2 separate regions of the Homo sapiens genome follow, and region 2 is linked to region 1. A link is a loop called in an ENCODE intact Hi-C map of the cell type or tissue named here. Cell type or tissue: ascending aorta. All regions are shown on one strand. Links, peaks and the distances in the headings refer to the core of each region. The heading gives the core; the rest is flanking DNA. Region 1 overlaps LINC01847 (long intergenic non-protein coding RNA 1847). Region 2 has its middle 12 kb from the start of LINC01847.

Region 1 (5,380 bases), core at 217-5,216:
GGCACAGCTTCAAGGAGTGTCCCAGGAGGTATCCCTGAATATTCATTCAAGGCTTTTGAGAATCTGCGAGTATATCCTGGAGTGCCAGCAAATGGGCAACTGCCCCAAAGTAGAACTGATGGCTGATTCCAGCATTTTTGCAAGGGACTCCCTTCTTCCTTAATGCCCACCCTACCCTGACTCTGAAGGAGCCAGCCACAGAGAGTTGAAAGAAAGTTCAGTACAAGTGAAAAAAGATACCATGTGCTCCCTCCCAACCCACAACAGATCCCTATAGCCTGAGTTGGGGTTGGGGGGACTTTGAATAGGATGGGAGACTGAAGTCTGGTATAACCTTGAAGGACCATTTAGCATCTGAAATTGAGTATAAATGCCAAAAGTAAGACAGAATAGGGATCCCCTTTTTTAAGAGCCTGCAGATCCCAAATCCTGATTTCCTTCAGGGGAAATCCCAGGCACCTAGCTAGTCCAAGAAAGAAATAATTTCTTAAACACAAAAGTAATAGTAGCCTAAAACAATAGCTAAGAAAGTTACAGTCCAAGAGATGTTTCCTTTCCCTATAGAACCTCAAGATAATATCTTCACATGTGTCCTTCAGTTGTCTTTCAGAAACTCAACCCCCACTGAACAGATCCAGTGACATGTAGATCTCAGATAAGGAGAAAATAATGACTAAACTTTAACCAGCATTCTTTATTCTAAGTGTCTTCCTGGGGTGGGGGCTTAGAAAAAGTCACACCCCCTAGCCAGTTAACAGTCTTCCACTGACCTCAAATTTTTAAACAAAGTTTTTCTTCCCTAACCAATTACAAATCATAAAGTCTTTAAATCTACCTATGACTTGTAAGCTCTACTTCAACATATCTCACCCTTTTAGGTCCAATGTGTTACCTTCATGTATTAATTTATGATTCATACTGTGACTTCCGCTTTCCTGTAGTTTACCCCTGCCTTTAAAAATCCTTGCCTACAAGCCATCAGGTAGGTCAGGATTTAAACATTCAACAGTTTGGACCCCCTCGCTTGGTCCCCTACAATAAAAACCTTTTGTTCCATCACTACAAACCTTGGGGTAGATACCTGGTTTTACTAAGCCAGGCAAGCTGACTCGAGTTTGGTTCCTAACAAAAACAGTACTTGTTAAGCTAAACTGATGAGAAATAAAAGTATGAATCTGTCCGATAAGTCATCCAGGGGCTGGAGGGAGTTAGCAGAGTGTTTGGAAGTGCAGCATTTGGAGAGAAAGAGAAATCCATTTCCTGTCTGTGTCCCTGTTGAGTTCAGTCCACTCAATAAACTGTTTCCACATATTAAGGGCTGGACTCTGGGACCGGTATATGGCTCAGCAGTCAGATGACAGCAGTTATTACCATTATTTTTATCTTAACTTTCACTGAAGGTGGATTTAGACCTTTTAAGTTAATCTACAGAAATACAATATACCTAGTAAATGAGAGAGTGGAGAGACTTCTTATCCTGTTTTTAAATTTTTTTACATTCCTGTCTCCACAGGTGAATTTGGAACCATCTTCAGAATCAGGCTGCCGTGCTGTCTGTCAATGTATTGTAATTGAGACCTGCAAGGGCTCTTCTCACACCTGGGAACATCATGGTGACATTGCATCTGCCACCAGCTCCAGCCCCAGGAAGGTAGCATGTGAGGACAGGTGTGGCTAGTTATCATCCCGACGCCTGGTTAAGGCATAATAAAAATCAGATGCTGTTGGCCTCCCATCGGAACAGGGTCCCCAAAATGCTCAGAGCCCTCTTCTCATTGTTTTCATTGTTCCTGCCTCAAAATCTTCTTATCCCAGATCTCTTTTCCTCCAGGTCCTGCTCTCTGCTTTCCTAGCCTGTCTGATAAACCAAGCCTTTTGTTGACATAGCTTCAAAAGGCCAGGGGCCCCAATTCAAATCCTTGTTCTTCCATTTACTACCAGGAAGCCTTAGCCAATTATCTTCCTCTCACCTGACTTCTGCTTCCCACCTGTAAAATGGGAATGGTGACAGCTGCCCTATTGACCAGGTGCCACAGTGTTATTCTAGGGTTCATTTGCAGTTGTAGATGTGGGAGGGCTTAGGAAAACTTTAAAGCGCCATATAAATGATTATCAAGGATCTCAAGAATGTAATGTCTTCATCTCTTTTGCCCAGATAACACTCTACATGTGAATAGGTTGGACCTCAATGCGTTTCAAAGGTAGAATTCTAGAAATATGACAGGGTCAGTGTGAAACACGTTTTTGACAAACCCCAATCTGTCCCAGTAACTGATTAAAGATGCAGTTGGGCTTTGGACTAAAATCCCTATAGACATAGTATTTGATCTAGCCCATTCAGGCTCTGCCCCAAATTTACTGTTAAGAAAAAAAAAAACTATCAAAATAGGAGGTTTCTTTGGAACTTTCTCCCTCTTACGAAAACAGTCCCCAGGCTGGGCACTGTCGGTGCCTCTAAAACAGTCAATATTGTGGCTCAGCCCTGCCCTCCTGTTGAGTAAGGATTGCATCTACCGGATGTCCCTTGCCAGTCTCCTTGATTGCTGGTCTGGTCGGATTCACCTGTGCGGTACCCTGCACTGGCCCAGAATCTTCCAAGAGGAAGCCTTTGTCCTCAGGGCCGACAAGCAGGACAAGGGCTCGCAAGCCAAAAAAAACATTTCCATGGGCCCCCAAGAAATAACATCCAAGTCCAGTTGTGGCTCCAGACTGAATCGAGCAATCAAATCCACATTTGCCCCTGCCCAAAACCTCAGAAATGTTAACATCTTACACGTGTCAAAAGGGTTATTTATGAAACTATTTGCTTGTCAACCCCAGGAGGACATTCTGTACTTTTTCCCTGGAATACTGTATATTTACGAGCCATGGCTCAAAAACTAACTTTGGCAGGAATATTTATCCAAGAAACATTCTATCAACCCCTTGCAAAGCACAGCCTGCGCTCAGTCACTAGCGCGTGGCAGCTGGGCCGGGTCCTGGTACAGAGCTGGTCTATGGCTCACTGTCTCAGGGAATGAATTCCAGATGTGTGCTTCTTCAGGGGTAGGATTGCAATTTCAGATAAGAAGCTTGCTTTTTTTTTTCCTTACTTTTTCATTTTTTTTTTAACTTCCCTTCCCAATCTAGAAGCGTGCTCAAATAATTAGCCTTGATTGTGTGGAGCATGCAGCCTATTTGTCGTCTCCTGCATTAGATATTTGATGTGTTATCACCCTCCTCTCTGACCGCGTAAAGTCCCTCAGTTTGCAGAGCTAAGCTTCTGATGTCCCTGTTTTAGGATCCAGTTGTCTATTGCTAGCATGTGACACATAGAGAATCACTTAGTGGGAGAGCAGAAGGCCTAGTGCCATGTGAATAGGCTCTAGTCTGAGACAGTAAAATACCTGCCAGGAACTGTTGCCATCAGACTTCCCTAGGAACTGGTGTACCTCCAACGTGGCCCTGCCATCAGCTTCATCAGCCAATAGAGTCTTCTGCTGACAGGGGCCCCAAGCCCAGCCATCATCACAGCAGTTTCCTTGCTTTCCCATGAGTTTGGCCAATCAACTTACAATCCATTTTTCTGCTCTCTTCGGGGTTGAAGGGCCCAAGGCAGGAGCAGTCTCTGAGTGTGTGTATGCTGTCCAGTGACAGGTAAAAGGAGACAAGGACATGTATATGGGGACCTAGAGAGACAGAAAGATCAGAGTAGCAGAGAGATCTTGACACTTAGAGACATGACTGTGGGATTGATTCTTATGCAACCTCTGTAACATTTTTCTACAGCTGAGATGCCTATTTATTCTTAAGTCTCCTGAACCTTGATTAAAGACCTATTCCTAAATGTCTTGGTCCACAGCATTTTTAGAGATAAAATAAAATCCCTTTAGCTAATTTTTCTTTACCATGCCATATGGTAGTATACTAAAATATTATTATCATTGTTGCTGTTTATTAAATATTTGGCATTTGGTATACTCTATCTGTGGTTCTTAAAAACTGCAAAGATTTTATCATCCCTAATTTACAGGTTTAAAAATGCCAAGGCAGGGAGAGGTTATGCAGTTTTCCAACAGTCACAAAGATGATTGTAAGGGAGCTGGTATTTGAACCCAGAATTTACTGGTTCTTTCACGTGACAGAAGAGAAAAGAACTAAGAAGTTGAAGGAAGGAAAGGGGGTGAAAGTTGAAGTATAAAATAGAACCATCAACTCTTGAGAGTTTGATATTGTCTTCCCTGAGCTGCCCTTCCAGCCTCAGTCGACCTTCCCGAGTGAGGCACGCCATCTGAAGGTCATGTCCCTGTAAGGAGGCTCCAGTGTGCACATCCAAGAGGGCTGAGGGCGGGAGGTCTCTGTGGGGGAGGCTTCCATGTCCTCCTTAGGCTTTTTGGCAGTGGAGACACCAGCAGATCCAGCAGGGGGTTATTTGGGGCCAAGTCAAGAATCTAAAATTCCTGAAAGCTTCTGGGGCTGGTCACTGGGACTCAAACTCCCCTGAAGACCTCTCCTAACCAAGATCAGGGCACAGAACCAAGTTGTCTCTGTACTCATTCCCCTCCCGCCCAAAGCAGACACCTTCTTGGCAGGGAGCACTGCCTCCTGAAAAAGAAAGGTCCATGGAGCCTCGGGCCACCGTTCAGGGTCAGGAGGCTATGGGAGGTCTCCCCAGGGGTGTAAGGGCAGCCCAGGCTATAAACCCCAGACCTGGGTGTGGGCACAGAGCCAGCAGACTCACCTAAGGAGCAGGGACAACAGGAGAAAGGACTGCTTGAAGAAAGACCTTGGGCAGCCTTAGACCTCTCTGGGGAGTGGGGCGTCATCCAAATACAGTTTGTTTCATGGAGTCACCAGAACTGCATTTCTGAGTCTCCACATCCTTATGAGTTTTAACAGAGATGTAAGATTGTATCATAAAAGCCCCATCCTTAAAGTAAAGCCCACTCTCTTTCTTATCCTTATTCTGCTGATGTGTTAACTTGTCCATGCCTCTGGGCCCCCCTGCCTTTGTCCTCTTCCCTGAACAATGGAAGGAATACTTTATTCCCCTGTATCAGAGGGTAGAACTTGTGGATTTGAGCTCTTCATTCAGAGAGGTCCCTTTACTTCTTGGATGAGTTACTTCATCTTGGTTTCCTCATCCCTTAAAATGGGAATAATGACATAACTACTCCATAAAGATGTTGTGAGAATAAACCACAACATGAATATAAAGAGATTTGGTTCTTGGCACATAAAAAATGCTCAATAACTCTGAGCTGTTTTTTAAAAATTAATTTAACTTCCTGGAGAAAAAAATAAAACCATGGTAATGGCAACATGCTTGGACACTGTTAACTAAAGTGAGGGATTATTAATCTCTATATACAGATAGGTAAATTAAGTTCAGAAATGTTAT
Region 2 (5,380 bases), core at 256-5,255, 97 kb after region 1:
AGTGAGCCGAGATTGCGCCACTGCAGTCCGCAGTCCGGCCTGGGCGACAGAGCGAGACTCCGTCTCAAAAAAAAAAAAAAAAAAAAAAAAAAATTCTGGCATGATGGAGGGATTCAGGTGACTCTAAAGACAGGTAAATGTAGAAGATTACAGGGTCTTGTGGAATGAGAACAATATCAGAAAGTTCTCTCTCTCTCTCTCTCTCTCTCTCTCTCTCTCTCTCTCTCTCTCTGCCCTTTTCTCCTCTGCCCCTACCCATTCCCATGTTCTCTATATCTACCTTCATTTTGTGTATCTACTACATTCTCTTCTTGGCATGCCAATTTTCTCTATTGCACATGGCTCAACATGGCAGCTGTCCCAAAGACATACCCCCTCACAGCTTCATGTCTGTCAGCATCTAAATGACAGAGGCTCTGTGTCCCAATAGAGAGGAATTGATTGGTCAAGTGGTCACTCCTAGACCTATCAGCAGTGGCTGTCAGGCAGTGGGGAGGAATCTACTGGTACAAAATGTGGCTGTATTAGGCATCTCTTTAGCAAGGATTCGAAGGCTGTCTTAGAGAGGAGGGAAGAATCTTTGGGAAGGAGTATGAGTGAATAGAGTAGAAATGCTGACATCTCTTGTACACCTTTAAATACCAATATTATAAATAGATCTGAGAGGTCAGGACGCTCTCAGAGAAGTATACTATCCTAGGATTTCCGGGCATGGGCTGTAGGGACTGGAGGCTTTCAGAACTTCTTGCACCTCTGAAATTCTGATTCAGAGCCATGAAGTCCTGGAAAGCCTGACTAGTGGCATGGGTGTCCCGAAAAGGGCTCAGGCTTCGCTTTTGCAGAAGGACATTGCACTGGACCTATTTGTGGCTCCTTAGCATCTTGTCAATGATCCTAGCCATCTCTGGAAACACAGAAGGTCCCATCTGCAAGCGCTGAACACAAAAACTGCTCATTTTCTTCCTCCCTGTGTGCATAAAGTTTGTATGTGTGCAGTGCTGAGGCTTATGCAGTAGGGAGGGGATGAAGAGGAGGAACTATGGAAATGTGACTGTTTTGTAAAATAAATTAATAGACTCGTAGGCTAGAAAGTCCCTTACAGATCATCTAGCCATGTAGTCATCAAAGGGTGTGCCTCAGACCTTGAGGGTTCCCCAGAAGAACCTCAAGGACCAAAAGAGGAGGTAGCAGGAAAGTGTACAGGAATCCTTCCTGAGTAGACAGGATTCCACCCACCAGCATCCTCTGGCAGCAGTGCAATCCTGCTGTTCTTAGCTTTATATGTCGGGTTGTTATGTATTGTTTCACTGGTTTATAGGTGAGGAAACTGACTGCAGAGAGGTAGAGCAACTTGCCCACGATCAGATAGTACTGGTTCCCAGCTGTGCTGACTCCCAGAGCCCTCCTTCTGCTGGCACGGGTCATATTGAGACAAAAAAGAGAACAATGATTTCTGACAAGGAAAACTGTCATAAGAGCTAACCATCTGTGTCTTCCACCTGCAGCAAAGCGTCAGGCATTCACTATTGACATGTTTCCATCACCCAATAGCCTGATCATACAGCTGTGCTTGGTAATATCCAAGCTGCAGAACAGGGATGAACTCGTGGCTTCAGGGCTCAAGCTCTCTAAATTGCCAAACTTGCTCCTGGGTGTCTGTTCATTTTGCAATTAGTTAATTGGCAAAGGGACCCTGTAACTGTTAGGGCAATTTAAATGCAATCAACAGAACTCAACTCTAACCAAAGAGAGAGAGAGGGAGAGAGAGAGAATGCTGAGAAGCTCTCCAAACTGACAATATCAAGACGCCATGGCTGGAATAAATGAAGGCCAACCAATCTTCCCAAGATTCAAGGTCCTAGGAGAGGGAGACAGACTGGATAAGCTCAGTTCACATGACCACCTCTTTACTGGCCACTGACATTCTCTTGTGCCAGTTGCTGGTTCTAGGCTTTCCAAGCCACCATGTTTACTGTTACCCTTAAGGCAAGTCTTAACTTGTCACTCAAGCAAGCTCTCTATCTCACAAGTGGCCCTTGCTCCTTCTCTTTTTCCCCCTTCCAACTTGGTTTTTATCATGCCTCCACTCCTACAATCAAAAAACCCACCTCTTTTCAAACTCCCAAGAAGAGTTTCCCTGTGTTCTCAATGTCTTGCAGTCTGGCACGATGATTCTTTTATTTGACTCACACATGTAATTTTTTTACCATGTTCCCTCTTCTAGGAACTTCAGAGAGATTTCTTTGGGATTGAAACAGAGGGCAAGATGCAGAAAGTGTTGAATCCAAAATTACCCCTTCTCTAACAGACTATCCAAGAATTAGACTCAAACTTAGAGTCAGTTCAGTACAAGACTTAAAGGGCAACTCTTGTTGTCCACTTTGGTTGAAGAAATTTAGCCTAGAGCAACAGTCAGTGCCAACATGTTCCCCACTGGTTCTCCTAGAAGGCCTACAGGGACTTCATATAAACAGAATTTCTGTGTCAGAGTCCCTGCAGCAGGACACAAATTAGGCCTTCCCCATGGACTTGGCTGCAAAAATATTTAAACACATAATGTCCAAAGTTACTTCAAGCTCTAAGAGTCTATGACTCCCTGATGATGCAAATGGAATTTATTTCTAAGAAGAGGGTGATGAACATCTTACTCAATGAACCATAATTCACTTTGCCAGATTCCAGAGACTTCCTGACTGGTTCTTGAGAGAACTCCCATGGTGCTGAATATCTGCCACTTGCCTGGGAGTTTATGACATCAGACAGCAGGGTCTAACCTGACTGTTGGAAGGAATTGTTATCTACACTATGAGGCAATAGGCTCATATATACCCTCAATACCAAACACATCACTTTTACTTGACCCAGGCCAATTGACCAGTGGATGAGGGGTTGCCAGTGGTTGAATGAGCTGACTACTTGCGACAGAGAGAAGTGGTCTGTGGCATCGTCTCCACAAGCAGCCTTTGTTATGGCCTAAAGCCAAAAATAAATTAAAAAGAAAAAAATCAAATCAATTATGGATGTAGACTTAAGCTATGCTTCAGGATTGGGATGCAAAAAATAATTGATTGTCCCATGTAAGTGAGGAATATTTTCCCAATCCCTAAATGGCATGCTATTATGTTTGGGGTTGTGTTATGGCTTGAAAGTTCATATGCTGGAAATTTGAAAACTTAATTCCTCATGCAACAGTGTTGAGAGGTGGGACTTTTAAGAGGTGATTAGGTCATGTGGGCTCTGCCCTCATGCAAGGATTAATGCCATTATCCAGGAAGTGGGTTTGTTATTATGGAAGCAGGTTCCTGATAATTGGATGAGTTTGTCCCCCTTCCCCTCTCTTGTGTATGTTCTCTTGCCCTTTCCACTTCCACCATGAGATAATACAACAAGGAGGGCCTCACCAGATTCAGGCCCCTTGATCTTGGACTTCCCAGCCTCCAAAACCATAAAAAATAAATCTTTGTTCTTTATAAATTACCCAGTCTGTGATATTCTGTTATAGCAGTGCAAAACAGACTAAGACAGGTTGTTTCTCCAAAAATGGGAGTGGTTTTTCACCAATCTATCCACACTGGTTCTTCTTTGAAAAAAATGTATCAACTATGTAATCTGTAACCATAAAACACAGAGGAGTTAGCCAAATGAACTAGAAATGTTCAGATCTACCACCCTGCAATGCAAAACACTATTTGAGATGGACTTGCCATCTTGAATAGAGAAAGGCTTCCCATATGTACAACTGAAAAGGCAGATGCTTTGGCACATAATCAACTGTCTCCTCCGCTCAGTTACACAACTCACTGTTGTGAGTGACAGGCTGGAATCTTGAAATTAATTTCCTTTGGCTGGTTCTTAGTAGCTCAGCACACCTGGGAATGTTTGGCTCTTCCACCTGAAGTGTTTGTAAGAGGGAAAAGAAAGTTGGAAGCAGAAATGGTACATTTCAGCTGCCCTCTCATCAGAAGATGCAGGGACCAAATTAGCCCAGCCCACACTGAGAATGCTGAGTAAGATCAGAGTCACAGACTATCAGAACAGGAAAGAGACTGGGAGAGCAAGCAGTCCAAACAAGAAAGTGATGAGAATAACAGTAATAATAAAAATAATAATAGTGAAATTTATTTATTTTTCTGGAGATTTTTGTCAGATGCCTAGCCAGCATCCATATCAGCCTTCTTCCTTCCTAATAGAACCTCAATCAACTTCCCTCCATGTAGCCTCAGGTGAAACTGACTGCAGCCCCCAACTCCAGGGTGAGTTCTATTGGTCAAATGCTGCCTACCAGTGATTGGTCACAACAGGCATGTGACCCAATTCTGGCCAATGAGACATAAGCACATATTTGCTAATGGGATTCTACAAAAAAAGTTTCATTTCAAATAGAGAGTCTCAGAAGAGACATCATTCTTCTTCCTCTGGACACTAACACTAACACATCTAGATGTGATGCCTGGAAGTGATGTAGTCATCCTGCTATCAGCCTAAGGTTGGAGCCAATGCACAGGATCACAAAACAGAAATATGGGGAATCCCAGGTCCTTGATGACACCACTGAGGCACTTATTTAACCAACCTTGAAGACATCCTCTTCCAGAACTTCTTTCTAAATAAAGCTATTACACATTCTTTTTTATGCCACTTTGAGCTGGAGGTTTGATGAGCTGCAACGAAAAACATCCCAAGTTAGACAGTGTTTACCATGAGCCAGCCTTTGTACTTGTAACTCTACAAGCATTGTTGCACTTAACCGTTGTGACAACCTCTGAGAACAATATTATTATTATCCCCATTATACAGTTGAAAAAGACTAAGTCTTAGAGAAATTAAATGACTTTCTCAGAATCAATTCATAGATGGTAGAGACTAGATTCAAAATTTAAGCAGTCTGACTCCAGGGTCTGCGCATTTAATCTCCATGCTATGCAATCCAGAAAAGGGAAAAACTTGCTCCAAAAAGCACAATAAGTTAGTATCATTCAGGGATTAAAAACTGACATCCAGTTGTCTTTCAATGCTTAAGTAATGGTGATGATTTTGGAGAGCAGGAGCTAGTGTAGCCAGTGCCATCACCTTTAACCAAGGCATCCTTTCTCAAGGGACCCATAGTCTGCCTTAAATGTCTGGCTCTTTTTTCTAATCTTTGATCACATTCTCTGTTTGTCTATGCTCATCTCCCTTCCACCTTCTTCTTCATTTCTGCCTTTTCAGCTCATTAATTGACTTTTTGTAGCCATTAAAGAGAGACATGTGAATCTCCTGGAAAATCCCCCATGACAGGAGCAAGATCCTTGCCAATGAGGAGTTCTCACCAGCAAGGAAATTAAGCTGTCTGCTGGGGGCATGGAGGATGAGTTGGCAGGTCTCCCATGCTAATTGATTT

What was found. Peaks named below come from ENCODE experiments on the same cell type or tissue, not always from the same donor. Only the 100,000 strongest peaks of a DNase experiment are listed, where the experiment ranks them.
Region 2: a loop joins it to region 1, with 3 times the contacts of the local background. A loop is called at or near these places in 5 of 110 quality-filtered maps.

The regions. Positions count from the first base shown.
Region 1 is chr5:159,784,579-159,789,958 of GRCh38, forward strand. The region is part of intron 2 of LINC01847 (long intergenic non-protein coding RNA 1847); the gene reads right to left. Among named protein-coding and RNA genes, the nearest start is that of LINC01847, 84 kb to the right of the region's middle. In ascending aorta, for the core only: no CTCF peak of the experiment used is centred there; DNase peaks (open chromatin) are centred at 2,638 and 2,973; H3K27ac peaks cover 5,000 bases.
Region 2 is chr5:159,881,115-159,886,494 of GRCh38, forward strand. It overlaps a transcript of ADRA1B not described here. Among named protein-coding and RNA genes, the nearest start is that of LINC01847, 12 kb to the left of the region's middle. In ascending aorta, for the core only: no CTCF peak of the experiment used is centred there; DNase peaks (open chromatin) are centred at 2,467 and 2,757; H3K27ac peaks cover 3,700 bases.